2 separate regions of the Homo sapiens genome follow, and region 2 is linked to region 1. A link is a loop called in an ENCODE intact Hi-C map of the cell type or tissue named here. Cell type or tissue: PC-3. All regions are shown on one strand. Links, peaks and the distances in the headings refer to the core of each region. The heading gives the core; the rest is flanking DNA. Region 1 has its middle 89 kb from the start of LINC00520. Region 2 overlaps PELI2 (pellino E3 ubiquitin protein ligase family member 2).

Evidence for each region. Peaks named below come from ENCODE experiments on the same cell type or tissue, not always from the same donor. Only the 100,000 strongest peaks of a DNase experiment are listed, where the experiment ranks them.
Region 2: it touches region 1 in a loop (3-fold over the local background); 3 of 110 quality-filtered maps call a loop at or near these places.

The regions. Positions count from the first base shown.
Region 1 is chr14:55,699,566-55,715,222 of GRCh38, reverse strand. No RefSeq gene overlaps it. Among named protein-coding and RNA genes, the nearest start is that of LINC00520, 89 kb to the left of the region's middle. RefSeq lists an enhancer at 14,950-15,550. In PC-3, for the core only: a CTCF peak has its summit at 7,700 (motif pointing left); DNase peaks (open chromatin) are centred at 3,822, 7,722 and 9,042.
Region 2 is chr14:56,239,507-56,255,163 of GRCh38, reverse strand. All of the region lies in intron 2 of PELI2 (pellino E3 ubiquitin protein ligase family member 2), which reads right to left. Among named protein-coding and RNA genes, the nearest start is that of LINC02284, 64 kb to the left of the region's middle. RefSeq lists an enhancer at 4,094-4,594. In PC-3, for the core only: CTCF peaks have their summits at 7,279 and 7,493 (motif pointing left); DNase peaks (open chromatin) are centred at 7,483 and 10,783; H3K27me3 peaks cover 2,930 bases.

The sequences.
Region 1 (15,657 bases), core at 3,571-11,570:
AAAAAAATATATATATATATATATAGCATAACGTCGAGCTTTTGAGGTTGAGAGATCAGACCCCCCTCCCCAAGCAAAGTATATACCTCTCACATCAGAGCCACAGGGCTCTTTGCTTCTTGGACAGCCTAATCCATCAACCAAAGTCATCTTCCCTTAAAACTGAATGGGACAGGACAGTAATCTAGAGGAAAAGTTCAGAAGAAATTTCACTTTTTACTCTAAAACCCATGTTAGAGCACTCTCAGCCTGAATTCCTTGAAAACATGTCCTGAGACAAGGATTAAGGGCTAATGCTTTAGGAAGTACAGTGCCAGGGCATTGCACCTGAGGAAAAAGGAAAGCAAGTCAGGGAAGGATGGAGAGTAAATGCTGTCCACTGCTCCTCAACAAGTTTCAAGAGATGCATTCAATCCCCAACTCGTGTACCTTCTTGACCACACAAGACATCTCTGGCCAAGCTATATAGAGAAAAAATGTCCATCAAAGAGAAGAATGGACAGGGAATTTGTTTACCTAACTTCATTCTCATTGGTAGAATGTGACCCACAGTCACACTTTGAATTTCGGAGTTAAATTAAAAGACCTATTGCCCCCAGGGGATCCAGATGGCACATCTTGTGGCATGATGCTCATTCACGTCCAGCAGTGCCGCAGGGAGGAGGCAGAAAGACTCTGGGCCTCAGCCCCACATCAGAGCCTTGCCAGAGCCAGTGTCACTGCAGCAACTGAGATGGAGCAAGCCCTGAGTCTGGAACACAGGTGAGGCCAAGAGAATGAGGGCACCTGAGATGTGTCAGGTGAAATGACATGATACTTAATTAAAGGAAATTGTTTTGGCCAGGCACAGTGGCTGATGCCTGTAATCCCAGCACTTTGGGAGGCTGAGGTGGGCCGATCACTTGAGGCCAGGAGTTTGAGACCAGCCTGGCCAACATGGAGAAACCCCATCTCTACTAAAAATACAAAAATTACCTGGGTGTGGTGGTGCATGCTTGTAATCCCAGCTACTCGGGAGGTTGAGGCAGGAGAATCACTTGAACCTGGGAGGCGGAGGTTGCAGTGAGCCAAGATCGTGCCACTGCACTCTAGTCTGGGTGACAAAGTGAGACTCTGTCTCAAAAAAAAAAAATTGTTTCTCCTCATGCCTAGTTTTCAACATAGCTGTCCTCACTTCTGAATTCATCACTGGAATAGGCAAAAATCTAAAGTTCAGGAAGCCTGAAATGAAGCAAGGTCTCCCTGCCCCTCTGCCTCTAAGTGACCTTCTGGAATGGCAACGACTCCCATTGCCTCGTTGCACCTGCTCCCTGAGACAAGCTTTCTGTTCTCTGTCTACAGACACAGTAGTGACTGGGTAAAATCAGGTTGGCCCATTGGGCCAGTGGGGGACCCCAATCTAGATTTTGGTTTGATGATGAAGACAGAAAGAGCTATGCATCCCCTTTTCCATATGCTGAGGCAGTATATATAGCATAGGTTGAGAGTTTGAGGTTGGGCTTTGGAGTCAGACAGAGTAATGTCGTAACTCGGTCCACCACTTACCAGTTACGTAACCTTCCTCTCTGTTTCTTCATATGTAAAATAGGCATTAAACTAGTACCTCCTCACAGAGCTCTTGTGAGAATAAAATGAGACAATCCCAGTAAAGTGCCGAAACAGTGCCTGGTACCTAGAAGGCAGAAAATCTTAGCTATCATTACTAATAGAAATTCTCTTTCCCATTATTATACTTCATTTTTTGTCGTAGCTGCCAAAAAGTTGGGAGGTAAAGTGCAATTGCATTAGCCCTCATCATTCACAAATTCATTTATTCTCCTGATTTCCTGTACCGTTTTATTCTCATTATCGTGTGTGTGTCCTTTTATCTTGTTTCCCTTCATGCTTTCCTCCAGCCCCATGTCATTCCCATTTTTCTGGATAAAGGAACTGGCTGCTAATCTGTGCCCTGAACCCAACACTCCTTGTAGGGTAGGTGCCTGGTGAGCAGGCCCCTCACCACAGAGCCAGATTCCTGGAGGGCTGGGAGCTGACCCTTGCTTTGTGTGTGTCTAAAGAGGGCTACACCTCCATTAAAAGGCAAGCACAGCCAGGCAGAATCCAGCTGTCACTGCCTGGAGCACTGAGAGCAGCGGAGGACTGAGGAGGAGAGGGAATAAGAGTCTTTGACAATAGATAAACCACTCATCAGACCACCAAAACTGCCAAAGGCCAGCTCCTCACCTCATTGCTGTCCTAAGCCATTTAGTAACAGACAACACTGTTCTGGAGATGAAGGAGGCACCCTGCCCTACGCTCTCCTCCCCAAAACGGTGCATTCTGTTTCCTGCAGCAGTGAGTCTTTCATGTAATGGAGAGTTTATTAGTTGAGATTTAAAACTCAAAGCCACAGGATACAGATTGAATTGCAGTCTCCCCAAGGATCCTAAAGCTACAGACTCCCGAGTAACCTCCTTGTATTTCCAAAGGTCATACTCGCCTGTGTGATTCCCTTACAACTACCAAAGGGCACCCACAGCTGGCAGCCTCCCAGTGCGGCCTGGCACACTGTAAAGAGAGATTATGTAACTGCCAGTGACAGGGGATAGGGAAGAGGAGGGGAGCTCGCATCTGTGGATGATGCCTCTTACCATGCTCCATACTCACCGCAGCTCTGCATCCTTGCCTGCCAGGAAAGTAAGGTAGGCTTTGCCTGGCTGAAAGAAAATGTGCAGCAGGTACCCCTGCCATCTAGGGTAGAAGAGAGCCTCCTACTTCTTAGGTGCTGAGGATAAGCTTCTCCTGTGGGCACCCTCATGTTCCTTTGCCCCCAGGGCCTTTACGGCCATCCCCATTGTCTTGGTTCATCTTCTGCTACTATAACAGAATGCTACCAACTGGGCAAATTATAATGAACAGAAATTTATTTGGCTCATGGTTCTAGGGGCTGGAAAGTCCAAGATCGAGGGGATGGCATCTAGTGAGGCCTTCTTGCTGGGTCATAACATGGTGGAAGATATCATACGGCAAGAGAGACAAAAGAGAGGGCCAAACCTGCTTTTATAGCAAACCTACTCCCACAATAACAACATTCATCCATTAAAGGTCCCACCTGTCAACACTGTTGTGTTGGGGATTAAGTTTCCAACACATGAACTTCGGGGGACACATTCAAACCATAGCACCCATCTTCTCACAGCTCAGGCCACTGGGTGCAGACTGAGGATGAGTAATGAGGCCTGAAAAGGGGGAGGACCCATCACAAGCCACCAGTAGCCCTCTTTATGTCTCAGGAATCCCAGGTGAACCAGGAGAAATGGGCTGAAATAGCCAGTCTTATAGTCCTGAGAAATCATGTAATCCAAACCAAAACAAGCCAAGAAAACTCAGATACTGTCTGCTATGGGTAACACCAGAATAGTGCCTTCTCATTCATTTAGGCTCCAGCTAAACCCAACAAAATAAGCACAGCCATTCAAATTTCACAACCTCCAACTGTCAAAGTAGAATATTAATTTTATATAAATCAGAAATTTTATTGTTATTATTTAATTTTAAATAATAGCAAATTTAGTTACATAAAAATATTTAAATAAAAGTATTTAGCTTTATATAAATCAGAAATTAATTTTAATTTCTGAATGTGAGCCCCCATTTTGCTGATGGTAGTGAATTTCATCTTGCCAAGTTTAAATAAACGTCCAAGCACACTGTGTCTTCCCCATTACCACTGTAGTCCTCTCTCAGCTCCACCCTGCCCTTTCAGGAGGCATAAGGACCTTTGGATATTCTCTTTGCATTAAGATGGGGTATCAGGATTCCATGAGGCTAACGTCAGAGCCCTCTGGCTGTTGTCCAGTCATATGTGACTTCTCCACCGCTGTGGGGCCAGGCTGCCTGTGAAGAGCTCTAAGAAGTATGTGGTCTCCTTGGGCTGCACCATGGGCAGGGAAGTGCAAGTTACTATGCTCAAGAATCACCCAGACCTCTCTGGGTCTCTATCATCATCCCCCCAACCAGGGGCTTGGCTCTGACAGTGTGATCCTTTCTCTAAAACACTCCTGACATCAAATTCAATTTATCTCCTCCACTAACTCAAAAAGCAAAACCAAGGAAACGCCTCCAAAGCCAGGAAAAAGATTTGTATTTGGCAAGAAGGCTGTCCTTACATAATTATTCATTCTTTTTAATTCTATTGTTTATGAAATCAACCTTATCCTCCTTCAGGCATTTTGACTGCTGGAACTCAGATAATAATAAATAATAGTAATAATTTTTTTTTAAACAATAGCTTTTCTCTTCTTGGCAAGGAACTGCCAGCTTCACCGACCATGGTCTAATCCAAGGAGCTACAGAATCCACATGACCCTTTTATGGAGCCTCCCTGATTTCAGGCTCCTGCCCTGGATACAGAGCCAGAAAGAGCAAAGAAAGGAAATTCTGTGCTTTTCAAGTAAGTCAACCATCAGAGCCCAAAGGAAGTAAAAATAACTCAAGCTAGTGTCATGCAAGCACTTGTCCAACAAAAATAGAAGTGGCTCTGGCCATGAAAGGCTTTGTCTATACCACAATTGTCCCAAAGGGAAACACCAGTTAATCATGGTACCCTTCAAACGGCCATTTCTTGGTTATGTTCCCTTATTTCTGTGTTAGTTCCCTCTAACAGAAAAGTAAAGGAAAGAAAATTGAGAGGGAAGAATAGAGAAGGAGTGAGTAAGGATCAGCCCATAAGATATGGCAGCCCATAAGATAGAGATTTTTTAAAACAACACAGAAATTATTTGTTTGAGACACACATGCATAAATACTGAATATTAAATTTAATTTTAACTTTTTCTATATTAACCAAATTACCATTTTTAACTGTATACTACTGTAGTCTACATTTAAATTTCCTTACTTGTGCTAATAATATTCTTTAGAGTCCAATTTTCCTCCAGTATCCAAAATCCAATCATCGATTACACATCGATAGCAGTTAGTTGAATGTCTTGTTAGTTTCTTTTAATCTGGGATAGTTCCCAGACTTTTTGTCTTTTATGACACTGACTGTTTGAAGAATCCAGGCCAGTTGCTTTGCAGAATGTCCTTCAATTTGGGTTGATTTGGTTGTTTATTCTTGATTAGATTCAAATTCAATATTTTTGGCAGGAATTCTGTGCAGGTGGTGTTGTGTCCTCATATGTCACATCAGAGGCCATAATGATGATTTGTCTATTATTGATGTTAAGTTTGATCACTTAGTTATAGCAGTATCTGCCAAATTTCTCCACCATAAAAGTTCCCTTTTCCCTTTGTAATTAGTAAGTAATCTATGGGACGATACTTTGAGACTGTGAACATCCTCTTCCCCAACAACATTTCAGCCAATGGTTTTAGAAACCATTAATAATTCTTGCCTGAATTATTACTATGTAATAATTAAAATAATATAAAAATTAATAAAAATAATTGTAATAATATTACAATAATAATTATTTCAACCACCATAGTGGTTGAAAATGGTGCTTTTGTAATTCTATCATTTGTATTTATTAATTGGCATTCTTCTACAAAGAAAGGCTTTCCCTTCTCCCCTCCCCTTTTATTTAGTATAAATATAGATGGATAGGTTCTTTTTTAATGCAATGAGTTATTACTCATAACTGTTATTACTAATTTTGATTCTCAGGTTGTCCGAAATTTGTCCAGGGGAGCCCCTTGAAGCAAATCCTGTGTCATTTTGACACACCTTCAGTTTTAAACACCTTATGGTGGTATTTAAAATGAAAGAAAGAAATCAAGGTTGAAATGCTGAAGAAGGAAGAAGAGCCACAAAGGACAAGACAAGAGAAAGATAGTTCTGATGACAATGAAACTCTTTTTAACTAAAACAGAACTCTTGTCTTCAGCCAGAGCTCTCTGTTGTCCACCGCTGGGACTTAGATATATTCAGGAGCCACAGGGACAGGCCTGACAACAGGAAACATACATGGAAAGTCTCCTGGGAAGAACTCAAGATTTTTCACCTGATGGACTTTAAAGTATTAAGGCATGCCTGGCAAATAGTCTATTTTCAGAAGGGTGAAGGAAGGTAGGACTCATCCTAAGGAAAGAGACAGTTGGGCACAATGGATTGGTCCTTGGTTGTTAAAGGAGAATAGAAGTTATTAAAAATGAAAGTATGGGGGATACTACAGGAATCCACCTCCAGCCAGCCCTGTAGGTGAGAGAGAGGTAACTGAGAGGAATGGGAACTCTAGCTCATGGAGGTTCAAGCAACACTGCTTTGGAACCCTTCTAGCAGAAGGCAACACACCGGGGAGACAGCTGCACTTCCCCTTGGCAGCACAGCTTGTTATGGAATGAATGTTTGTGTCCCTAAAATTCATACACTGAAATCCTAATCCCCAATGTGATGGTATTAGGAGGTGGGGCCTTTGGGTGGTAAATAGGTCATGTGGGTGGAGCCATCACGAATGGGATTAATGCCCTTATAAAAGGGATCCAGAGAGTTGTCCCTCTCGTCCTCGCTCTCGCTCTTGCTCTCTTCCTCCCATGTGAAGACCCAAAGAGAAGTGAGCAGCCTGCAACCCAGGAGAGGGCCTGGCCTTGCCAGAACCTGGCCATGCTGCACCCTGACCTCAGACTTCTAGACCTCCGAGCTGCGAGAAATACACTTCTGTTGTTTATAAACCATCTAGTCTATGGTAATTAGTTATAGCAGCCCTAATGAGCTAAGACACAACCCCATACAGCTTTGGTTTCCAGGGAAGCCACAGCAGAATCTACTTTGGCTGGCAGATCACTTGCACCTGGTGGAACAGTGCAGACACTACCAGAGAGGGCTTCTTTATGAGAACCTTGGGACTGACCCACAGAAATACATGAAATGGAAAAGAAGATGAACTATTTAGATAACTCTACATGAACAGCCTAGGCCGATTAATTTAGGCTACAAAATAAATAGTCCTTTGCCTGGGAAGTAGACATGGAAGTTATAATGATCCCTGAAACAAAGGCTCAGTGGGGTCCTCCTGTGTCTCAAGGCCAACTAGCTAGTAAGTAGTACTCACAGGACCTGAACTCCTAGTCCAACATCCTCTCCACCTAGCAGAAAGGAAATGAAGGCAGATGTGGAATTCCAGAAGGATGGAAAGAGAAGTCAACATCGCCACAGTAAGAAAAGTGTGGATGAGAATGATGTAGGAAGAGTCAGAATGGTCTGCATACGAGAGCCAAGAAGGTCACCTCAGGAACCCCAAGACTGAGGAAGAGATTCCATGGAAGCCAAAGGTACCCCAGGGCAGCACCGTTAAGGGACAGGAGAGATCAGGAACATGCCCTACTGGCTCTGCCTCAGATGACCAACAAACACGGTCCATAGTCAAATGGAATGGGGAGAATAAAGGAAAAACTGCACCTCAACGAAAGCAGAAATGATCACAGGCAGAATCACAGTGGGGAAAGAAGGCAAGAAGCAGGAACAATGAAACAAAAGTCGATGTCAGGCCTTTGTTGGGCAATACCCACTATTCATAAGTATTTGTGATAGACGAAGATGCCCTCAGGGAAACACTTCAACAAAAGCACAAGATCAAACCTTGACGGGAATGGCTGCCAGTCCCTAATACAAACCTTTGCTTATTTATTTTAAATCTCTGAGCATCACTTACAGGAAAAATAAACTTTCCTTCCAAAACTAAGTTTGCTTATATGCATTGTCTATTGCCTCCCCCTAGTGATTGGATATGTGAAATGCCATAAGAATCTATTGGCAGAGCTGGAGAAATTAAGTGACCGCGATGATGGTGATGACAATGACGATGATGATGATGATGATGCCTTTTTATACTTGAACAGTACTGCATGCTCCTCAAAGTGCTTTCACACAGGTAATTTCATGTATCTGGATAACTACTTTGTAAAATAGACAATATGGATTCCACTTCCAAATCATCTCACACTGACATTGCTTTGGAGCCTATTAATCAAAATCCGAGACAGAAAACTACCTAGGGATTTGGAGTCAGACCTACATTTGTAGCCTGGTGCCACCATGCACCCCTTTGTGATTTCGAGCCAGTGGCTTAAACCATGAGCCTCCATTTCCATATGTGTAAAAGGGGTTGAGACTGTATATATCATAGAGATACAATAACCACTATATGAATCATTCAGTACTGGCTTGAGCACTGTGCCTGGTGTGAGGTAAGACCTTTTAAAATGTCATGGTGGTGGTTGTTGTTGCTGCTGCTGCTGCTGCTGCTTGTTAATGGCATCTTTTAGGAGTGGTCTTTCACTTCCTCAGGATCACATTTATGATTTCTGAGCCTGCTGGGAGACAATTCTTCCTTGTATCTAACTGAAAAACATGTACTTTACTTAAATCTACTTTCAACCAGATGCAGGAGCTTGTGCCTGTAATCCCAGTGCTTTGGGAGGCTGAGGCAGGAGGATCGCTTAAGGCCAGGAGTTCAAGTCTGCAGTGAACCATGATCACACCACTGCACTACAGCCTGGGTGACAGAGCAAGACCCTGTCTCAGAAAAAAAAAAAAAAAATCTACTTCTCTTTCTCAATTTTCCTTATTTTCCAGTTATTTTTCCCTCCTTGGCCTGGCTTATGACCTGTCTTAGGGTTCATTTCTAAAGCAGAAGAACCTTGGCCTGACAAGAAGTGCAAAATTGCAGGGTGTCCTTTCCAGATGCTCCTTCAGATGCTATAAAGTCTGCCTGTCCAGCCTAGGAACCCTGGGAGCTAAGTGCAATCAGAAGAGCACATTAGACCAGGCGTTGCTCAGAACAATTCTCTTCCTCAAAGACTTTATCCCTGGTGGTTAAAGAGGAACTAGTGGTCATAAGAAAGTGTGGAAAAATCAGATAGGGAGCTTTTTAAGACTCTAAATCTGGCTTATTATCAGTGAGCAAGCTTATGAAGCACACATGCACCTGAGTGCATGCGCACACACACACACACAGAGGTTCACAGCAATTATGGGCTTATGAGATCTGCCTGGGGATAGCGAAAAGTAATTCCTGAAGTCAGCTACCAAAAATAGCTCCAGCACCTGGGCTTAGCAGACGTCAGGATGAAAAGCAAACAGCTTATTCTTGAGCAAACACTTTTGACACAACCACAAGTCACCCAGGCAGCCCTCATCGCAGGTGCTGGCCTGTCTCCACTTCATGGAGGAGTCAAGAGTCTGCCACATCCCATTAGGCCTTATGAAATAATAAGTAGGAGAGAAAGTAAAATGGTATTCAGGAACTACAGAAACTTCTTTATCCTGATGCTTCCTTCCTACTGCTGAAGAAAACACCATCCTTGCCACCTCCAAGTGGCAGAAGTCTATAATTCTTTTTCCTGCATACTAGGAAGGTCTTTCTCAATAGTTATGCCCTGGGATGTGAGATACCAGCCCACACAATCAAGCCCGTGCATGCCTCTCTGCAATGAGCTTGGAGAACTCATACTCCAGTCCCTAAAGTGCACACAGCAGACTCCATCCAAGTGTCAGTTTCTTCAAAGCTTCCAGCCTTCCCTGTGAGCCCACACCAAGGGTGGACAAAACTGTAACAAACCAGGGACCTGCCATGCTGACCCCACCTCAGGAGCCAGGGACACTTGGGAACCAGAGGCCTAATTCACTGTGCTTAGCATCGTATTTGCACCACCATATTTGCACTCAACAATATCTGATTGAAGGATTCTATTCATGCACATTGAAAAAAATGATGTCTCCAAGTCTTAGGTGATGGTGGGTGAAATGTACAGGACCAAGAAGATACAGCTCTTGCGCTGGGAGATGAACATTCATTGAGTACTGTCTACGTGCCAGGCAGTGTAAGATGCTTGACCCACATTTATCCTATAGTCCTCACAATGATCTATGAGAAGGTGTTAGAATCCTTGCTGGACAGGTACAAAGATTGGGGCTGTAAAAGTTTAGGCCACTCGCTGATGGCTACACAGCTTGAGGAACAGAACAAGAATTTGGAACCAAAGGCTGTCTACTTAAAGGTGGTGTGATTACAATGCTGACATCCTAAGAAGCAGCAAATGTTACTGTGAGTGGGAACCTGAAAAGATGGCTCACCTGGCTGGGACAAGCTTAGCTAAGGCAGCATTTAATAGGCAAGCTGTGCACCTCCTCAGTCCAGTCTGGACACCCAAATCTTGACTGCAGTTGTCCGTTGAGGGCTACCTTATTCAAGAACTGAAGAGGGTTCTTTAACTTTATGAAGCCAGCACAAAGAACCAGATAAGAATGACCACATTCACTCTAGGGAATGAGGTTAAGAGCATAGAGGTTCTAGTGTCACATTACCTGGGTGACGCCTTGATTAAGCCACTTAGTAGCTGTATGATCTTGGGCAAGTCAATGAATCTCTCTGGGTCTCAGTTTTCTCATCTGTACAATGGGATAAAAATGGAATCTACTTCATTTAGTGGAAGGTTTAATGAGATGATATCCTGAAAGTACTTAGCACAGCAGCTGAAACATTGCAATTATTCAATTCATGGTCACCACTGTTATTACTATATTCCTATCATTACAGTTATCAATCATAATTATATACAATAAAAGATAAATAATCTGTACTAGGGTGGACTCACATTAATTTCCAAATTCTCCTTGCTGGAATTGAACAACTTTAGCCAGATATGGCTAAAGGAAATGTCTTTCTTTTCTTTGGTTTTGCATTTTCTGCAGATTCTGTTCCATGCAACGTGTGCCCTTTCCCCATCTGTCTTCATCCTGGGGCCAGGAGGGAGGGAGAGCTTCCAGACTGATCATCAGACACCAGCGTGGTCAACAGAGCATTCACAGGGACTGTGATAGAAGTCTGGTGGTAGTAGTTCTGGGGCCTGAGCAAAAGAGCTATCAACTGCCCTGTTCATCAATGCCTTGCCCCCTGACTTGTTCATTTCCTTGAACCAGGGTCCATACCCTAAATGCAAGGAATAACTAATATCTGCTCCAAGTCCACATATTTCTATAGAAAGTTTCCATTTTGAAGGGAAAGGCACTTTCTTGCTTTACCACCACTTGTTGGCATATACACATAAGATACAGCAGTGTATCATCAGGGTTCCCCAGAGAAATAGAACCAATAGGGTAGACAGATTCTATTATAAGAGATTTATTATAAGGACTTGGCTCATGCAATTACAGAAGCTGGTTAAGTCCCAAGGTCTGCAGGGAGAGTCGGCAAGCTGGAGACCCAGGAAGAGCCAATGTTTCTGTTTAAGTCTTGCAGGCAGGAAAAAGCAACTATCCTAGTTTGAAGGAAATCAGGCAGGAGGGTCTGACTTCCTTCAGAAAGACTCAGGGGAGGGTCAGAGTATTTGTTCCATTCAGGCCTTCAGCTGATTGAATGAGGCCCATCGACACTAGGGAAGGCAATCTGCTTTACTCAGTCTACAGATTTCGATGTTAATCTCATCCCAAAGTACCCTCACAGAAACACCCAGAATAATGTCTGACCAAGTATCTGGGCACCAGGTTGACACATGAAATTAACCATGATGGCCAGGCGCAGTGGCTTACGCCTGTAATCCCAGAACTTTGGGAGGCCGAGGCGAGTGGATCACGAGGTCAGGAGATCAAGACCATCCTGGCCAACATGGTGAAACCCCGTCTCTACTAAAAGTACAAAAAATTAACCGGGCATGGTGGTGGGTGCCTGTAGTCCCAGGTACTCAGGAGGCCGAGGCAGGAGAATGGTGTGAACCTGGAAGGCGGAGCTTGCAGTGCATGGAGATAGCACCACTGCACTCCAGCCTGGGCAACCAAGCAAGACTCCATCTCAAAAAAAAAAAAAAAAAAAAAAAGTAACCATCACATGCAGTGTGAGGTTTTCCTCCCTGCATTGCAGCCATGTCTCCCGCTGGGCCCTCCATCCTCAGCCTGTGATTTAGCGATGATGAAGTGTTTATCCATCCTCAGCCTGTGATTTAGTGTTTATACTCTGCTCTTGCCAGCAGCAAGTAAACTTCCAGACTGAGTATGAGCTGAAAAACACCTCCTGTAATACAGAGAAAAAAATTCACCAAATAAAATTTCCTGCATGTCAGTGTCCTGCGGCTCAACACAGTGAGAAGGAAATAGCCACATTTTGGTAGCCAGGCCTGACTCGAATCCTAGTCCTACCTCTTCTGGGTTTGTGCATCTTGGAAATGTTGCTTAATCTATTCAATCCTCGGTTTCCTCATTCTTAAAATGGGCATAATAATAGCCCACTCTTGCAGGGAAATCGAGAGGATGAAAGTAACGTGTAAAATACTGGACCCTCTTAGGCATGTCATAAGTGGGAGCTCACTGTTCCCGTGGAAGCTGGTACATGGCCCCCGGTTGCCGTAGTTTGAGTGTGGTTTCTGCCCTACCATTTCATCCTGCCTAATCATGCAGGATCCTCCACTGCCTTGAAGCTAATGGCCCTCATACTGTGCCTCTTATGATATTCTTGCTGTTGGGCTTCATTAATTGTTGCAGAAATCTGTTAGGTACAACCCTCTTGAGACTCCTACTGCGCCCCAGAATAGCTTACAATTCTTCACATTACAAATGAGCATCCTCAGCACTTCTTTTCTCGCCCCAAGCCTCCTGGGACATGTTTAAAACAATAATCAAAGCAGCATAACCCGTTGACACAAGCCTTGAATAAAAGCGGGCTGTCCCTAATCCCATTCCTTTTGAGCTCATTAAATGACCTGCAGTCCCACTTTAAATGAAATCTTTGTTTCCAAGGAAGAGAGAGGAAGTGTTTAGCATCCTAAAGTCACTGCTACCAACCTACCTCTTCCTCTTCATTCCTCCTGAGTTGCCCCTTCCTGCTCACTGTCACCCTCCTTTCTCAACAGTCTCCTCACTTTCCTGCTATCCTGCCCCAAAGTCGGTGATGATGATGATGGTAACTGAAAACATAGCCTGAACACTTACTCTGTGCCAGGCACCGATATGAGCAATTTACACACACTAAGTCATTTACTTCCCACAACAAACCTAAGAAGTGCACATTACTGTTATCCTTGTTTTTCAGATGAGGTGACAAAGGCACCAACATGTTTGAAGAGCTTGCCCAAGATCACAGGACTAGTGCATGCCCAAATCCACCACACATTAAGGATCTTCCAGCCATCCTTGAGCTCCTCTTCTCTTTCACTCTTACCCTCACCCCTACCAGATCCTATCTCTTCTGCCTCCTAAGTAACTCCTGAACCCATCCCTTTATCTCTCCTGAGATGGTCCTGCTTTTTGTAGTTTGGGCTCTCATCACCTCTTCCCTGGATTCTCACTGCTAAAATCTCTTCATTGTTCTCACTGCCACTAATGACTCCTCCCCCAAATGAGTCCTCCCCCACATCACCCTCCACATAACCACATTCAGTCAGCCATTAACTTGTTCACTAAGCATTACTAATAAGTTTCACAAAGCATTAGTAAGCAGCTAACATTGCCAGGCATAGTAGTAGATTTGGGGTCACCAAAGTGGATAACATAGTCATCCCTGACTCCAGGGAACTCACAGTATCAGGAAAGTCAGACAGGCAAAAATAACAAATACTCAATGGTAATTGAACGTAGACCTAAGCAACATGTGAGATGGGAACTCAGAGGAAGGACTACCAGATTCTGCCCAGTTTGATGTAGCAGGACTTATTTTGCCTACAGTTCACTAGAGCAATTTAAACAAAATCAATGGTATTTGGTCTTAGGTTTTTATTTTGTTTTTGTTGTTGTTGTTGTTCTGTTTGTTTGTTTTGTTGTGTTGTGTTTTTACATACCCAGAAGTCTGGAGACAAGAGGTTAAAGGGGTGGGTGAGAGTTTCATTGATTTTAGGGCCAATTCTCCTGCAATTCTTTTGGCCTTTCTTCTTGGTCACAAGATGGCTGCTGCATCACCAACCATCGTGTCTATGTTCAAGGCAAGAAAAGGAGAAAAGGCAAAAGGGCTGGATCAGCTCGTGTGTTCTTCTTTTAAAAAAAAAAAAATCAAGAGAACTTTTGCTTTTCCAGAAGCCTCCCCTGCAGACATTTATTTAGGGGTCACAGCCCAGATCTAGTTTACATGGCCACTTTTAGCTGCAAGGGAAGTTGGAAAAGTGAATATTTGGTTTTCAGCCCCTCTAGTAGAGAGGCAGTAAGGGAGAAGGAGGTTTGATGTGACATTTAGATAGCCAGACCACACATGGGCAGGAAAGTTTCAAAGCAGAGGTGATGCTTAAGCCAAATCTTGATTTCTAATTCATAGCCTGTATTAGTTCGGGTTCATGCTGCTGATAAAGACATACCTGAAACTGGGAACAAAAAAAGGTATAATTGGACTTACAGTTCCACATAGCTGGGGAGGCCTCAGAATCATGGCAGGAGGTGAAAGGCACTCCTTACATGGCGGCAGAAAGAGAAAATGAGCAAGAAGCAAAAGTGGAAACCCCTGATAAACCCATCAGATTTCATGAGACTTGTTCACTATCATGAGAATAGCACAGGAAAGACCGGCCCCCATGATTTAATTACCTCCCCCTGGATCCCTCCTACAACACGTGGGAATTCTGGGAGATACAATTCAAGTTGAGATTGGGTGGGGACACAACCAAACCATATCGTAACCCATAAATGAGTGCCATGATCAGTGTGCTAGTTCTCATTCAGAAATGCTTTGACAGTGAATTCTATGTATAGAATTTTCATATTATCATTACCACATACCTGTTCAACAATAGGAAGGCAGAACTATTTGGACAAAGATGGAAACACACGTAACGTTATTCCATTGTCCTCTCCTGTACCTCCTGCTCTATCCCCTGCTCCCCCTCTGCTCCCCAGCAGCCTGCATTCCCTTCTTTGCCTGTACTGCTTCAGGCCTTGGCTTAGACATTGTGTCCTTCTAGGAGCCCTCCCTAGCCTAGGCTCAGTGCCCCTCCTGCTTGGTTTTCTGTCTTTGTCATCCCCACGGCTGCCCCGAGCTTTATGGAAGCACCACTATGTCTCTATTGTTATTTGCTGTGGTTCTAGCCCCAGAACTTCTGCTTGGTTCCTGGAAGATGTACAATAAAAACTTGTTGAATGAACAAAAATCACAAATCCTCCATAGATATACAGTAGCATCCCCATATTTTTAGGCAAGTGCCTTTCTTCCTAGCCAAAAAGCAAGCAAGAAAGCAAACAAACAAAAACCACCCTAGAAGTGAAGCCGAGAAGGAACTGGCTTAATTCAGATAGGGCTCAATATCAACCAAGGTGCTACTTTCTATTGACATCTGTACATAATCCCAAAATTGGAACCCAAATTAGAAAGAATAAGAAAGACAAACCAACAATCAGGAGATGGTGCTCAAAGGACCTAAACTGGCTTTCTGGTAACAAGAGCCAGCTCCCTGCTACAGACACGCCTCAGAACACAGGCTGGCCCTTGGCATGTGCTCACAGGGAGGGAGGGAGACGAACACTTGCTGAGGGCCCAACACACACCAGGCCCTCCACAGGCCATCCCATTTTTCTCACAACCCTCTAAGGTAGAATGGGTATGCTGTTTGTAGGAACATGCAACAAGGCTATAATATGATGTGTTAACTAATAAGCCCCAGTGGCTAAACACAATAGAAGATCATTTCTCACCCATGCAAAGTGTGCTGTGGGCCCTGCCCTGCACAGCTTTCCTCCAGGCAGTGACTCTGGGACCTAAGCTCCCT
Region 2 (15,657 bases), core at 3,785-11,784, 540 kb before region 1:
AATGACTTATAATCCTTTGGGTATATAACCAATAATGGGATTGCTGGGTCAAATGGTATTTCTGATTCTAGATCCTTGAGGAATTGCCACACTGTCTTTCACAATGATTGAACTAATTTACACTCCCACCAACAGTGTAAAAGCGTTCCCATTACTCCACATCCTCTCCAGCATCTGTTGTTTCTTGACTTTGTAATGGTCGCCACTCTAACTGGTGTGAGATGGTATCTCATTGTGGTTTTGATTTGCATTTCTCTGATGACCAGTGATAATGGAAATTTTTTCGTATTTGTTGGCTGCATAAATGTCTTCTTTTGAGAAGTGTCTGTTCATATCCTTCGCCCACTTTTTGATAGGGTTGTTTTTTTCTTGTAAATTTGTTTAAGTTCCTTGTAGATTCTGGATATTAGCCCTTTGTCAGACGGGAAAGATTGCAAAAATTTTCTCCCATTCTGTAGGTTGCCTGTTCACTCTGATGATAGTTTCTTTGCTGTGCAGAAGCTCTTTAGTTTACTTAGATCCCATTTGTCAATTTTGGCTTTTGTTGCCATTGCTTTTGTTGTTTTAGTCATGAAGTCTTTGCCCACGCCTATGCCCTGAATGGTATTGCTTGGGTTTTCTTCTAGGGTTTTTATGGTTTTAGGTCTTATGTTTAAGTCTTTAGTCCAGCTTGAGTTAATTTTTGTATAAGGTTTAAGGAAGGGGTCCAGTTTCAGCTTTCTGCATAGGGCTAGCCAGTTTTCCCAACACCATTTTTTTTTTTTTTTGAGATGGAGTCTTGCTCTGTCACCAGGCTGGAGTGCAGTGGCGCATCTCAGCTCACTACAACCTCTGCCTCCCAGGTTCAAGCAATTCTCCTGCCCCAGCCTTCCGAATAGCTGGGACTACAGGTGTGCACCACCATGCCCAGCTAATTTTTGTATATTTGGTAGAGACGGGGTTTCACCATGTTGGCCAGGATGGTCTTGATCTCTTGACCTCGTGATCTGCCTGCCTTGGCCTCCTAAAGTGTTGGGATTACAGGCGTGAGCCACCACGCCTGGCCAACATCATTTATTAAGTAGGAAATCCTTTCCCCATTGCTTTTGTCAGGTTTGTCAAAGATCAGATGGTTGTAGATGTGTGGTATTATTTCTGAAGCTTCTGTTCTGTTTCATTGGTCTATGTATCTGTTTTGGTACCAGTACCATCCTGTCTTGGTTATTGTAGCCTTGTAGTATAGTTTGAAGTCAGGTAGTGTGATGCCTCTAGCTTTGTTCTTTTTGCTTAGAATTGTCTTGGCTATCTGGGCTCTTTTTTTGTTCCATATGAAATTTAAAGTAGTTTTTTTTCCCAATTCTGTGAAGAAAGTCACTGGTAGCTTGATGGGGATAGCACTGAATCTTTTGGGCAGTATGGCCATTTTCACGATATTGAGTCTTCCTATCCATGAGCGTGGAATGTTTTTCCGTTTGCTTGTGTCCGCTCTTATTTCCTTGAGCAGTGGTTTGTAGTTCTCCTTGAAGAGATCATTCACATCCCTTGTAAGTTGTATTCCTAGGTATTTTATTCTCTTAGCAGCAATTGTGAATGGGTGTTCACTCATGATTTGGCTCTCTGTTTGTCTGTTATTGGTGTATAGGAATGCTTCTGATTTTTGCACATTGATTTTGTATCCTAAGACTTTGCTGAAGTTGCTTATCACCTTAAGGAGTTTGGGTCTGAGATCATGGGGTTTTCTAAATATACAATCATGTCATCTGCAAACAGAGGCAATGTGACTTCCTATTTTCCTAATTGAATACGCTTTATTTCTTTATCTTGCCTGATTGCCCTGGACAGAACTTCCAATACTATATTGAATAGGACTGGTGAGAGAAGTCATCGTTGTCTTGTGCTGGCTTTCAAAGGGAATGCTTCCAGCTTTGGCCCATTCAGTGTGATATTGGCTGTGGGTTTGTCATAAACAGCTCTTATTATTTTGAGATACATCCATCAATACCTAGTTTATTGAGAGTTTTTAGCATGAAGAGGTGATGAATTTTATCGATGGCCTTTTCTGCATCTACGGAGACAATCATGTGGTTTTTGTCATTGGTTCTGTTTATGTGATGGATTACGTTTATTGATTTGCATATGTTGAACCAGCCTTGCATCCCAGGGATGAAGCTGACTTGATCATGGTGGATTTTGATGTGCTGCTGGATTCTGTTTGCCAGTATTTTACTGAGGATTTTCACATAGATGTTCATCAGGGATACTGGCCTGAAATTTTCCTTTTTTGTTGTGTCTCTGCCAGGTTTTGGTATCAGGATAATGCTGGCCTCATAGAATGAGTTGAGGAGGAGTCCCTCTTTTTCTATTGTTCGGAATACTTTCAGAAGGAATGGTACCAGCTCCTCTTTATACCTCTGGTAGAATTTGGCTGTGAATCCATCTGGTCCTGGGCTTTTTTTGGTTGGTAGGATATTAATTACTGCCTCAATTTCAGAACTTGTTATTGATCCTCCTTTTTTCCAGACGTCTCGCTCTCCCTCTATCTCCTCTCTCTTGCAAGAAGCTGTTCTCCTCTTCCTCTCACCTTTCCACTACTAAACTTCCTGCTCCTTAACCCACCCATGTGTCCATGTTCTGAATTCTTTCCTGGCTCAAGGCAACAAACCACAGGTTATTCCCCAGACAAAGAAGGTGTTTCACCAACACTCATCTTACAATACGTTACAGGTTAAATGTGATTTTATATAAATAACTTTACAACTATATTTTCTAAGACTTCTTTCAAAGCTTCTTGATTTGGCAAGTAACAGAATGGGTTACAGTAGTTTACATACAACAGGTGTCCCAGTAAGACATTGTGATATTGATGAACAAGGTATAGGAACACCTCTGCTTTGGGAAATATTACTCTAAAACAGGAGTGTGCTACCATTAGCTATGAAAATAATTTTAAAGGCCTAAACTCCTTTTTATCAAGTCTGGCTACTGTTATAGCACCCTTACCCTAGGCTATGACAACTATATTTACTTGACTATGAATTGTTACCTCCTTACTGCACAATTTCTGGTACAGAGAGCATTCAGTGTTTGCTGAACAAACAAATTATTGAAGCAGAATACCCTATTCTCCCAAGTATCCTAGGTGTCTGAGACATTATTACCCTGTGCTATTGTCAAACTCACCTAATAACAATTCTCAAAGTCCTACATCATAATCCATTTATGCTTCACTATTAAAAAAAAGAATTACGGTGTATACGTTTGGCACCTCAAGCTGTCATGTCAATCTAGATAAGAATCCAAGATGAATACAAATTGAATAGCTAAAACATCCCAAGTGACTACTCTTGATGTGAAGCTTTAACAACTTGTCCTGATATGCTATGCTATGCTAGCTTTAAATAATTAGCACAGCTAACATTTTAGATGTAATGTCCCCCAACATTTATGCTTAGCAGCCTCTTTCCAAGAGTAGTTCGTGTCAAAAACTTGGGTTTTGGACTTGATTTTGCTTACCAATTGCAGAGGCTGCAGGGTATGACGAGACTGAAACAGGGTGTGGAATCAAACAGGGGCTCACAATTACAAGTGCACTACATACCAACCATGAGCACACAAGTGTGTCACTCCACCTCCCTGCATCACAACAATCAACCAACAGGGTAACAATAACGAACTGCTGCAAGGATCAAACAGAATACTCAGCAGAAACTACGGCTGCTTGATCTTAAGTCATTTAAGCTTCGCGTACTAGAACACTTGACTGTAAAGACTCAGCAACTACCCTGCTCGCCTTACAGGATTGTTGCAGGGATAAAATAAAATAAGAAAATAAGCTTGGCTTTTTAAGTTCAAAGTGCTACACAAATATTATGCTACTATCTTCCTAGGAGGATAATTGCATCTGTGAATGGAAGGAGGCAGAAGAAGTAACAATGTCAACTTGGCTCTGAAGGAGCCTCTGCCGATGGCCCTCCCAGGCTGAGCTCCTGCTGCCCGCTGTGAGCAGCTGAGTGCTGGCTACTAATAGCTCACAGACAAACCCTTCTCCAGAGAACTTTCTTTGGCCCACTTAGTCCAGAAATGCCTGGGAGATGGTGCCCCCAGGGGCGGCCTGTAGCTCAGAACCAAGGAAAGAGGGCTGAGCCCCTGCTCAACGTGGGGTGGCTATGTGGCCTCAGAGCTCCCCAGGGGGTCAGGCTGAGGCTAGACTTGGGCTAAGAGCACTCTTTCCCAGCTTCTTCCCTTGCTCTCACTTGCTTCCCTCACCTCCTTCCTGGTTTCTCCTGACAGTACTTCTTCAGTAAATCACTTGCACAGGCTTTCTGTGATGGTTAATACTGAGTGTGAACTTGACTGAAGGATGCAAAGTATTGTTCGGTGGGTGCCTGTGAGGGTGTCGCCAAAGGAGATTAACATTTGAGTCAGCGGATTGAGAGAGGCAGACCCACTCTCAATCTGGATGGGCCCATCTAATCAGCTGCCAGTGCAGCTAGAATAATGCAGGCAGAAGAAAGTGGAATGAGGAGACTTGCTGAGTCTTCTAGTCTTCATATTTCTACCATGCCGCATGCTTCCTGCCCTCGAACATCAGACTCCGAGTTCTTCAGCTTATGGACTCTTGGACTTACATCAGTGGTTTGCCAGAGGCTCTATGGCATTTGGTCACAGACTGAAGGCTGCACTGTCGGCTTCCTTACTTTTGAGGTTTTGGGACTCAGACTGGCTTCCTTGCTCCTCAGCTTGCAGATGGCCTATTGTGGGACTTCACCTTGTGATGATGTGAGTCAATTCCCCTAATAAACTCCCTTTCATCTATTCATCTATCCTATTAGTTCTGTCCCATTAGAGAACCCTAACTAATACACTTTGCTTCTAGAAAACCTCATCTAAGCCACCATATAACTTCTAGTATTGACTTACCTGGCTGAAATCTCACCCCCATCAACAAATAGAAATGTTTCCAGTGTGGCCCAAGCTCTCAGTAGGAACCGTCAGTGCATCAGGCAGTGCTCCACAGGTCCAGCCAGTGCCGATGGCTTTTGGAAATAAGCTTGAAGCCAAAGTTTGGGCAGAAAACATGGCATTACCAGAGGGAGAGGATACAGCCCCATTTGGAGCATCCTCAGTAAGGAGGATAGGGCATTCCAAAACCTACAGGCAAAGGGGACTTCTGCCCCTTAGAGAACACGAGAGAGCACTGATCTTGCTCCCTGTGTGAAACACTTCTCTGATCTAGTCTGTGCACAAAAGTCAAACAGATCTCCCAAAAATGCTCTCCCCACCTCAAAAATATTTCAGTGACATCAAGATTCGCATGACGCATGCTAGGCATGTGTGATCCTTTATTCAGTGACTGAGTCAGGGCACACATTGATGGGACAGAGCAGTGAGAGACACACTCCTGGTGTCAGTCACTCTCAGTCTCTAACCTGAGTTCCCACAGAGCTGAACACACGAGCCACACATTTTGTCAGCCACTTGCTGCCCCAAATGCTGTGTAATTCCTTGTGTGTATTCCCATATTGCCTCCTCAGGGGAACACAAGCCCTTCCTTGTTCATGAGACACACCTGGAGCATGCTCAGTACTGGGGTTACAAAGAACAGTTCTTGTCCCTTAGATACTCACATGGGACTCTGCACCTAATAGTCCCAGAAATATCCGTTGAATTAAACTGACTGCACCTTGGAAGAGTTGAATGGAGGAGGAAGTGGTCTTTGGTGGGGATGCTGAGGCTGCAGGATTTAAATAGGAGGGAAAACGTTATCTGGGGGAGGAGAGGCTTTCACACTGATGTTAACAAACATGTAAATAAGAATAACCAACAATGTGATGAGGGTGGATGGGCAAATGCATGATATATGTAAAGGATGTTAAATGAAAGAGGGAACCATTAATGCCCAGGGCACAGGGCCTTACTTTTCTTCTCTCCCACCCCTATCCCTGCCTGGCACAGAGTAAATGCTCAATACCGCTTGAATTTTAGTGGACGTTAATTCCTTAAGCTTAGAATTCTCATATGTGAATGTTTGGAAACTAAAAGAGACCTGTACCAATCTTTTGAAGCCAATACACACTTCCGAGCATCACATAATCTATATCCCATGGCCAATTCACGGCACCACTATGACAGGGATTACCTGTTAACAGTACTCAAGCCTTTGTGGGAAAGGCCCAACGGAAACACAAACACCAAAACTGGACACAAACTGGGAGAGAAGATGTGCATTTTACTTTTTGAAATGACCATTAACCCTGCTTCCCTGAGACTTCCTAAGAAGAAACATGATATCCTCTACAAGTGGCATGGCAGGAGCAGCCGCAGCACATGGACTGCCCTTCTCATGGCATTCAGCAACCCCCGGGGAGGGTTTTCAACAGCCAAGCCCCAGAATACTAAGGAGCAGCAACAGCCCTCTCGGTGTCTCCTCTGTGCCTGAGCCTGATTAGAGTCACCCCTTTTCTCTACACCTCCCAACCAGCTTCTCATGTTGCAGATTCAAGGCCAAATTCCTGGGCCTGGAATTCAAGACTCCAGGATCCGGCCTCCTCATGGCACCCTTCAGGTCAGCCTCCCCATCCATGCTCCTGCATGCCTTCCTTCTGCTTCCCAACCCTCCATGTTCTCCTGTGCCTCTCCACCAAGGCTCCCTGCCAGCCTGGAGGCTCCTTCTCACAGTCACCCTCAGCAGAACGGTAAGCCACCTCTTGTGTGAAGCTTTCCCTGACTCTCCTGATGATCGGGATGTATCGCTTCTTTTTCTGGGCTGTTTTAATTCTCTGTGCTTCAATTCTTTCAGATTAAAAAAAAAAAGGAATAATGATCTGTATTCTCTCACTTCAGAGTCCTTGATCTTAAAAAGTTAAAGAATAAATTAAAATGTGCGCGAAACTTAATGTTCTCATTATTTACTATGCTCAAAGAAGCCACATATTTGGTCGGCTCATATGACATGTTCGTTGCATAATAGCAGCATGGTAGACGCTGAAAATTATTTTTGGACTGTATTTCACATTTAGGCAACTACTTTTAATGGTTTAAATCAACCCAAATATTCTGAAAATATAGTTTAACTGATTATATTCAATCTGATCGTGCTAAAAAATTGCCAAATGGAGCATCAACACTGGAGCCAGTTACGTGGCAGCTAGCCTAACAAAATCAAAATAGCACTGACACTTTTCCTTCTCTTGGCAATAAAACAGTGGGCATTTTTAGACATTTTTCAGACACTTTCCAAAGTATAGACATCTGTCGTTTATATTTCAAGTTTCTCCAAATATAGAATATAGTGTCATCCTTCCAGACTGGGTAGCAAAGATTACTCACTAAATGACTACTTTCTTAACAAGATTCCATGAAGGCATCTGACAAGGTCTGTCTCGACATTTCTATACATACAATGGAGAAATATAGTTAGAAGATAATACCCAAAGTAGATTTATACCTGGGTGAATGATTATACCTATAAAATCAGTTTCAACATAACAGGAGCCCTCTGGTGGCAACTACAGAATTCTGTCTTGTGTTAATCCATGATTTTCAAGATGTTAACGAAAGTAGGTTGATCACAATTTTTAAAATGAAGCAATACCAAAGACAGTGAATCCACTGATGACAGGGTCAAAATCTACCCAATGACTACATTATAAAAACAGGCCAAATGTAACAAGATAAGGCATTTTTAAAGTGATAAATGTACATTTATATGTGTAGGTTCAGACAATCAACTCTCATGAATAAAGATCTATGCTCAAGCAGTCCCCTGCACCACTATTTCTAACAGCATGCAGACAACCTAAACATCCATCCGTAAGGGGACAGCTAAATAAATTAAGGGGATAGAGTATACTTTGTAGCAACAAAAAGAAAAACTACAGTTGACTGAAATAATAATCGGAAGAATATACACGATAAATCTTGGGTGATAAAAGTAGTTTAAGCATTGTATACAGAGACTGTTCCCATTCCTGTTTTGGTTTTGAAAGAATTCCGTGTGTGTATGTTGATTTTCATACACACATTATGTATGTGTTTGTACATATAATAGCAACATTTGAGCACTTGCTGTGTACCAGACACAATTCTACAGGTCCATTATATTTATTAACTCAATCTTTTCAGAGACACAGGTACACATTCGTATCTCTGTATTTTATTTAGGTACAGAAAGTAAGCAGTAGACCAACAACGTAAAAAGGTACTCTCGTATCACACTACCACATGGTTACTGGGGTGGAGAAGGTTTTTCTTATATATTTCTGTATAGTTTAAAGGTTTTTCAGAAGAATGTAATATTTCTTAAATTCTAAAAAGGAAACGTGGCCAAGATAGTAAGTATGAGAAAAATTGCACAATATAAGTCAATGTATGATGGAATAATTAAATGGGATAGGAGACACAGCGCTGCTACTTCCTAGGTAAATTACCTTGAACAATTTACTTAACTTTTGAGTCTTAGTTTCCCAGCGTACTACAGATAATCAAAACTATTTGCAAAGTAATATGGGTTAAATAAAGTAATGCATAACCATGTCAAGCCCATACTTCCTGGTACACAGTTGGCCTACGTCCGTAAACACTGCTTTTAACAGAGAAACAACACAAAAAAATCACTCTAATCAATACTGGTAGACCACGCTTGTCCTGAAGAGCACTCAAATGCAGAGGCTCGGAGAGGCCAGAAAGGAGAAGGACATGGGAAACACAGGAGGAAGGGTTGAAAGAATTAGTGCAACTTGCCCTGGAAGTGATGTCTTAGGGGAAGATTAGCAGCTTAAGTAGTTATTAACATTAGAGAAAATGTTGACTTTTTCTGTTTGGCTGTGATGGACAGAATCAAAACCAAGGTATAAAAGTTACGGTTAAAGGGAAGGGGGATCAGATTTGAGTGTAAATATATAAACCTTGTAACAGTTACAGCTGTTGAAAATGGTACCAAGTTGCCCAGTAATGGAGTTGTTATTCTTGTCAAGTCATAGCAAACTTTACAACCTCTGTTTGCCCCATGAGAGAAAGTACATGGAGAACGCACCAGGTGCACTCCAGAGGAGATCCATGCTTGCAGAGGAAGGATAAAGTAGATTACTCCTGAAGTCTCCTGTAACTTTAAGATTTATATGATCTATGGCATTCAAAGGCACTCTGCAGTTCGAAAAGTCTATTAGTTTAGTAGCTACAGTCATCTTTCAATGTCCATGGTGGACTGGTTCCAGGACTCCTGCAGATACCAAAATCTGAGGATGCTCAAGTCTCTTACATAAATTGGTATAGTATTTGCATATAATATATGTATTAATACATCCTCCCATATACTTTAAATCATCTCTAGATTACTTACAACATCTAAAACAATGCCAATGCTATGTTAATAGCTATTATGCTTATTGATATACAATACAAAATTTGTATTATTTTTTGTTGTATTGTTATTTTTCCCAAATATTTGTGATCCTCAGTTTGTTGGATCTGCAGATGCAGAACCTGTGGACAGAGAGTTGTAGTATTGCTATTTTGACTAGTAAAACTATCTGGCTATTCTCATTTTTATAGATGAAGAAACAGTTCCCAAAGAAAGAAAATTTGCCTGTATAGAATCACATAAACACCAGGCCAGAATAACAACTCTCCAACCCTTAAGGCATATATTCCAAATTTTGCCAACCAGGAATTCACTTAATGGGCATATTGTAGACATGCAGATAGATAATTATAAAATTAATAATTTTTACATGTTTATCATACATGGTTTTACATGTTTTAGAAAAATATTGATAAAATATATTTTTAAATTAATTTTAAGTATTCCATATCAGCACAATCTTTCATTTGGGTTCAATGACACATTTAGCTTGAGTAATATTCTGGTTCCACATCTAAGCTAATTAATTAATATATTTTCATTAACATCAATTAGAAAATCACAACTCATGCACTGTACAGACTGTTGGTAACTGTTGCAGTGTTTTGTTCTACTAAGGAGTACAGATATTTCCACCAAGGATGAACCCAGATATTATGGAAAAATTTACTAAACGCCTCGCTTGGAATTTATTGGAAACCTAAGTTATCCTTTAAGTCTGGGAGATGCAATGTTTCGAATTAAGAGAAGTGGGAAATAGATTCTTCATTCATTTATTGCTTATATTTACCTCCAGTTGTTACATATGCCCAACATTTATGCTTCCTTGATGAAAATCATACATGCTAGTAAACAGTCAGATCTTAGTGATCCAGTCTCAGCAGTATTATCCAGTTTTAAAAAATTCTATTTCTTATTTCTGTCATTGACCAGGAAGAGACAGATTCAGTCTGAAAAGAGAAAAGCCTATGCAATATGCCATCTGTCTAAGCCAACTGATTATCACAGACATGGTCTTTACTCATATCAAGACCATGAAGAAATATTTTATTTCATACCTTATTCCAAAAAGGTCTCCTCAACAGCTAGCACAACTCAATGGAGAAAAGCTGAGCTATTTAATTGCTGAGAATCTATTTACACAGCCCAGTGGAAAATACACATTCAGTGATGGAGTTTTCATCCTGCTCTTGGTGGAAGAAGTGGAGGGAGGATGAGCATTAGCAGAGTGGCATCTTCCTTGCTGCCTACTCAGCTGGTGCCCTGTCATTAGGAATGTCTGGGAACCTTTTGTTCATTATCAGTGCCTTCCAAATAAACAACAAAAAGAATCTCTCCTGAAGCGAAGGGTTTCAACGACAAAGATTACAGAAAGTCACTGAACATTTCTCCCTCGTGTGTTACACATATTCTAAGGACTGATTCATATTCTACACAGTGAATTCAACAAACTATAAAGTGAAATATTCATTCATGCATGACTGCTTTCCACATTGCATACCCCTGATATTACGTCACATGCAACAGCAGTATTTGATCAACGATTTTGCCAAAAGCTTGTTCCTCTTTCCTTTTGAATATGTTTGCCATCAGTTTGGAGGTTGATGTTGCAAACTTCTCAGCAAATCTACTTTTGCTAGGATGAATGTAACTATGAATGATGCCTCTGAGGTTTTGTTCTATATTCTGGGCCCTTAGTAACAAAATTCATCAGTTTCACCCTGGAAAACACTATTTTGTACTTGATCTGGGAAGACTCAACTGGTTTACTGGAGAGGCCACTGTACTCTGTCTGAAAATGACTCAAAAGCATTGGGGGTTTTATGCCCCTATTTGACAAAGTTTCATAAAAGAGAAAGCACTGGAGACCACGGACAAATAAATCACCTCCCAAGTAAAATTCAATTTTCAGAAAGTCATTATGATACTTTCTATTTACAATTTTTCTTTTTCTGTGACTTGACTAAAATTATCAACCTGAAAGATTAACTGGTCCCTGGATGTTAAGATTCACATTTTATAATGACACTGGGTTTCCCTTCACTATTTATGCTTATGTTATTTTGAGCTGTAGTTTTTCTTATTTTTGTCACTCCTTTTATACTTCAAAGAACCACTTCTGAGGTACTGATCCATTCTTGTGAACTGGATAAAGAAAACAACACAATAATAATGACCCAAAAATGCAAAGGTTAACAAAAGTAAACAAATAACAAACCCCAGTATGCTTACTATGTGCCATGCACTATTTGAAAGATTTCAATTACCTTAACTGATTTACTCTTCACAACAACCTTAGAAGGAGGTAGTATTATCCCCATTTCACAGATAGAGAAACTGAGTTGTGACTTCACTTGCCCAAGATCACAAAGTGCCAGGAACTGGGGCCAGGCGCTTCTCATGCTCTAAACCCTCTCAAACAAGGAGAAAGCCTGCAGAGATCAGTGCCTGTTAGCTCCATCAGGGGCCTCACTGCAATAACGTCATCCCAACCCCCTCACAGCTGGAATCTGCTTAGAGATGTCAACAGCTGGAGGCTCTCAAAAGACACACTCCCAAGTGATGGCTGCCATTCTGCATCTTATATCAAGGGGGAATCACACATTCCCCTGGCAGGTTGGTTCTGTGTTACATGACCTACCAAGTTACTCCCTTCATTTTCTTTTTTCTGTTGTTGTTCTCTGTTTCTAATCAATGGATTAGAAATCAACCAGACAGACATCTAGAAAACTCGCAAATATCTGGAAATCAAATTCGATACTTTAAAATAAGCCACGGATGAAAGGAGTCATAAAAAGGAAGTTAGAAATACATTTATTCAGCTTCAATAGTTTTTGGGGAACAGGTGGTGTTTGGTTACATGGAAAGCTCTTTAGTGGTAATTTCTGGGATTGTGGTGCACCCATCACCTGGGCAGTGTATACTGTACCCAATGTGTAGTCTTTTATCCTTCACTCCCTTTCTCTCTTCCCCCCTGAATCCCCAAAGTCCATTACATCCTTCATATGCATTTGGGTCCTCATAGTTTAGCTCCCACTTACAACTGAGAACATACGATAATTGGTTTTCCATTCCTGAGTTACTTCACTTAGAATAATGGTCTCCAGCTCCATCCAAGTTGCTGCAAATGTCTTCATTTTGTTCCTTTTTATGGCTGAGTAGTATTCCATGGTGTGTATATATACCACATTTTCTTTATCCACTCACTGACTGATGGACATTTAGGCTGGTTCCACATTTTTGCAATTGCAAGTTGTGCCGCTCTAAACATGCATGTGCAAGTGTCTTTTTCATAGAATGACTTCTTTTCCTTTGGGTAGATGCCCAGTAATGGGGTTGCTGGATCAAATGGCAGTTCTACTTTTAGTTCTTTTTGATTACATGTTACTTTTGACCTCCTATTTTACATGATGAGACTTTAGCTTCCTCACACAGACTCTCCTCCCCCAAGCTGCTAATATAAAATAATTTTGTTTTCAATTGATAGTCACTGTTTTCATGGCTACGACTATGGTATATAATGCTCACAGCAGAGTCTGTAGTGCACTATGAGTGTATTTCCTTTCTCAATAACTCTGTTTCTCTTGGAATTATAACTTTGTTCATAGTCTCTTGGTTTTCTACTTTCCTATTACTAATTCATCCCCAAACCTTCTGACACAACTATAAAATCCTCTGTACAGAACCCATGAGGTGGCCACTCAGTTGGTCCTCCTGTTCCCTGGACCCCTCGCACACAGCCATTCCTTCCACAGGCCTCTGCCTACCTGGAAGCTGATTGCTAGGCCATTACAGAGCTCTGTGCCTCTCACCATCCTGGGAATTCCCTTTGCCGCCTTCTTGTGCTGGATCTCGTTTCCTTCATCACTTGTCTTCCTCTTTATTTTGCTCCCTCATTTTAGTGGAGTGTATCCTTATAGCAGCTAAATAGTTTATTTTAGTCCTTATGGATCTAAAATGTCTTAGTTCCACCGTTGTACTTGACTGTTGGGCTAAGTACAGAACCAGGCTGGAACTCATTTACTCATTTCCCCTCAAAAGTAGCGTGCAGCTTTATCATTAGGAATTCCAATGCTATTTGATTCCCGATCGTTTAAATCAAACCTCATTTTCCCCTCTCTGGATATTTTTACTATCTCCCCTTTATCCCTGGTGTTCTGAAATTTCACAATAAAGTGCCCTGGTGTGAGTCATTTAAAAAAATTGTTAATGTAATTCCAACAGAATATATACTCCACAATGGCACGGGTTTTTGTCTGCTTCCCCCCAACTCCTGTGCCTCTAGTGCACTGGACACAGCCTGTCCTCTGGTAGGCCCTCGGCAATACAGGTAGAATAAAAGGCAAAACACTCCTGTACTTGCTGCACCCTTTCTATCTGGAGGTACATCAATTTCATGAATTACTTCTCTATAACTTTCTGCCCACTACTACCTTTGTAACTCACATTAGTTGGGTGTCAGACTTCCTGAATTGATTCCCAAATTTCCCAAATATTCTTTTTCCCCCCCAATTGTTCTACTTTTTGAGGGATTTTTTTAAATCTTAAGAGTTGCTTTAATCTTTTGTTACTAAATTTTAGTTTTCAGGAGTTCTTTCTTGCAGGCCTAACACTGGGTTATTGGGAGTCCCATTCATTTTACTGGAGGGAGCAGGATCCTTACCCTTTGCTATCTGTAAGGTCTTTTTCTCTCCATGTGGTTGATTTCCTCAGAGAAGAATACTCAAACCTCCTGGGGATGATACTGGTCCAGTTTCCAGTGTTCCAGGAGCCAAGCAAGGGGAGACTGTCAAGATCTCACTACTCAGCACAGGGATTTTCACTTTGAAAAATCCCCATGGGTTCTTGCTTTCTCGTTATTTTAAGGAAATATGTATAAAGATAATGCAGTGGAATACAGGGAAAAACAAACATGGTCATAATGTCATATTGTTCTTAGTGACCCACTTTACAGAGAAGGCAACTGGGTCTAATCAGATGGGGGCAGGATCCAAATCCAAGTATCCAGGCTTCAGCCTTAAGCTCCTCCCCACAGCTACTCTGCCTTGGGGACCCACATCCATCCAAAGCTAGCATTCCACCTGAGCCTGAGCATCAGCATCTCTTTACCCCCTAGTCCCCTCTTCTAGAGCTACTCCGTTTCCTCTTCCCTGGCTTCTTAGGTTGGCATTCAAACATGGCCTGTCTTAAAGATCTCCTCTTGCTCCTCATCTCCTTCCACTTACCACTACAGACTAACACAGCCAAACTCCTTGAAAGAGTAGTCTTCCTGTACTGTCTCCATTTCGTTACCCCCTCACTGACCAACCATCTAAAATATGGCAATTCACCCCCGTAACTGCACCGAAACTATTCTTGCTAACATCACTAACACAACCTTGTCTGTAATCCAGTTCACACTTTCACTTTTGGCATCATCCTTGTTGCCTCCCTTTCCTTAAGCCCCACATCCAATCATTTACCCAGTTGGTCATTTCTACCTCCTACGCATCTCTGGAGTCCATCCCCTTCTCTCCTGCTCCACCGTCAGGCCCCCAATCGTCTCGCCCCAGGATACCCTAACAGCCTCCTATCCTAACAGGTCTCCTGCCCTCCAGTCTTCCCCTCCACACTGCACCCGAGTGGCGGTGCTAAAACACAAATCTGATCGTGTCACACATCCCTGCTGAAACTACTTCTGTGTTGTCTCACTGCCCTTGAAACAACATTTCAAACTCAACACAGCTTATCAGGCCTTCATGATCTGGCCCAAATATCTTAATGAATAAGGGACTGGAAGTTCCCAGAGGGGTCAGTGACTTGTTGCCATTGTTGGCTCACCAGAAGGGGAGGCTGAGTTTGAACCTGGGTCTTCATCTCCAAATCCTACTCTTTTCTGCTACTGATAGATTATTTCTTTTATTGTCTACTTCACATTATCCATCCTCCTTGTCATTTCTATCAATAAATGTAACTAAGAGTTGATTATGGATGAAAAAATGTAGACTCGGGGAATTTGCTGAAAGTCACACAACAGCCACGACTCCCCCTGAGCTCTGTGCTCTCACTGCTTCTCTAAAGGACTTCCCAAATCACCAGTGCTTTGAGGGGTCGTGTCCCTTCACAAGTGCACGGGGCTTGGGGAAGGACCATAGGGCACTGAACTCAGAAGACCTGGGCTCCAGTCTAGTCTGTATGCATATCCACAAACAGGATAAACAGGAGGCTTACTCTGTTTGCCACTCAGAGCTCTTGTGGAAATCAAACGAGAATAGAAACAGGAAAATACCTTACAAATATGTTGTAATTAGTATTAATAAGGGCAGGTTTAAAAATAA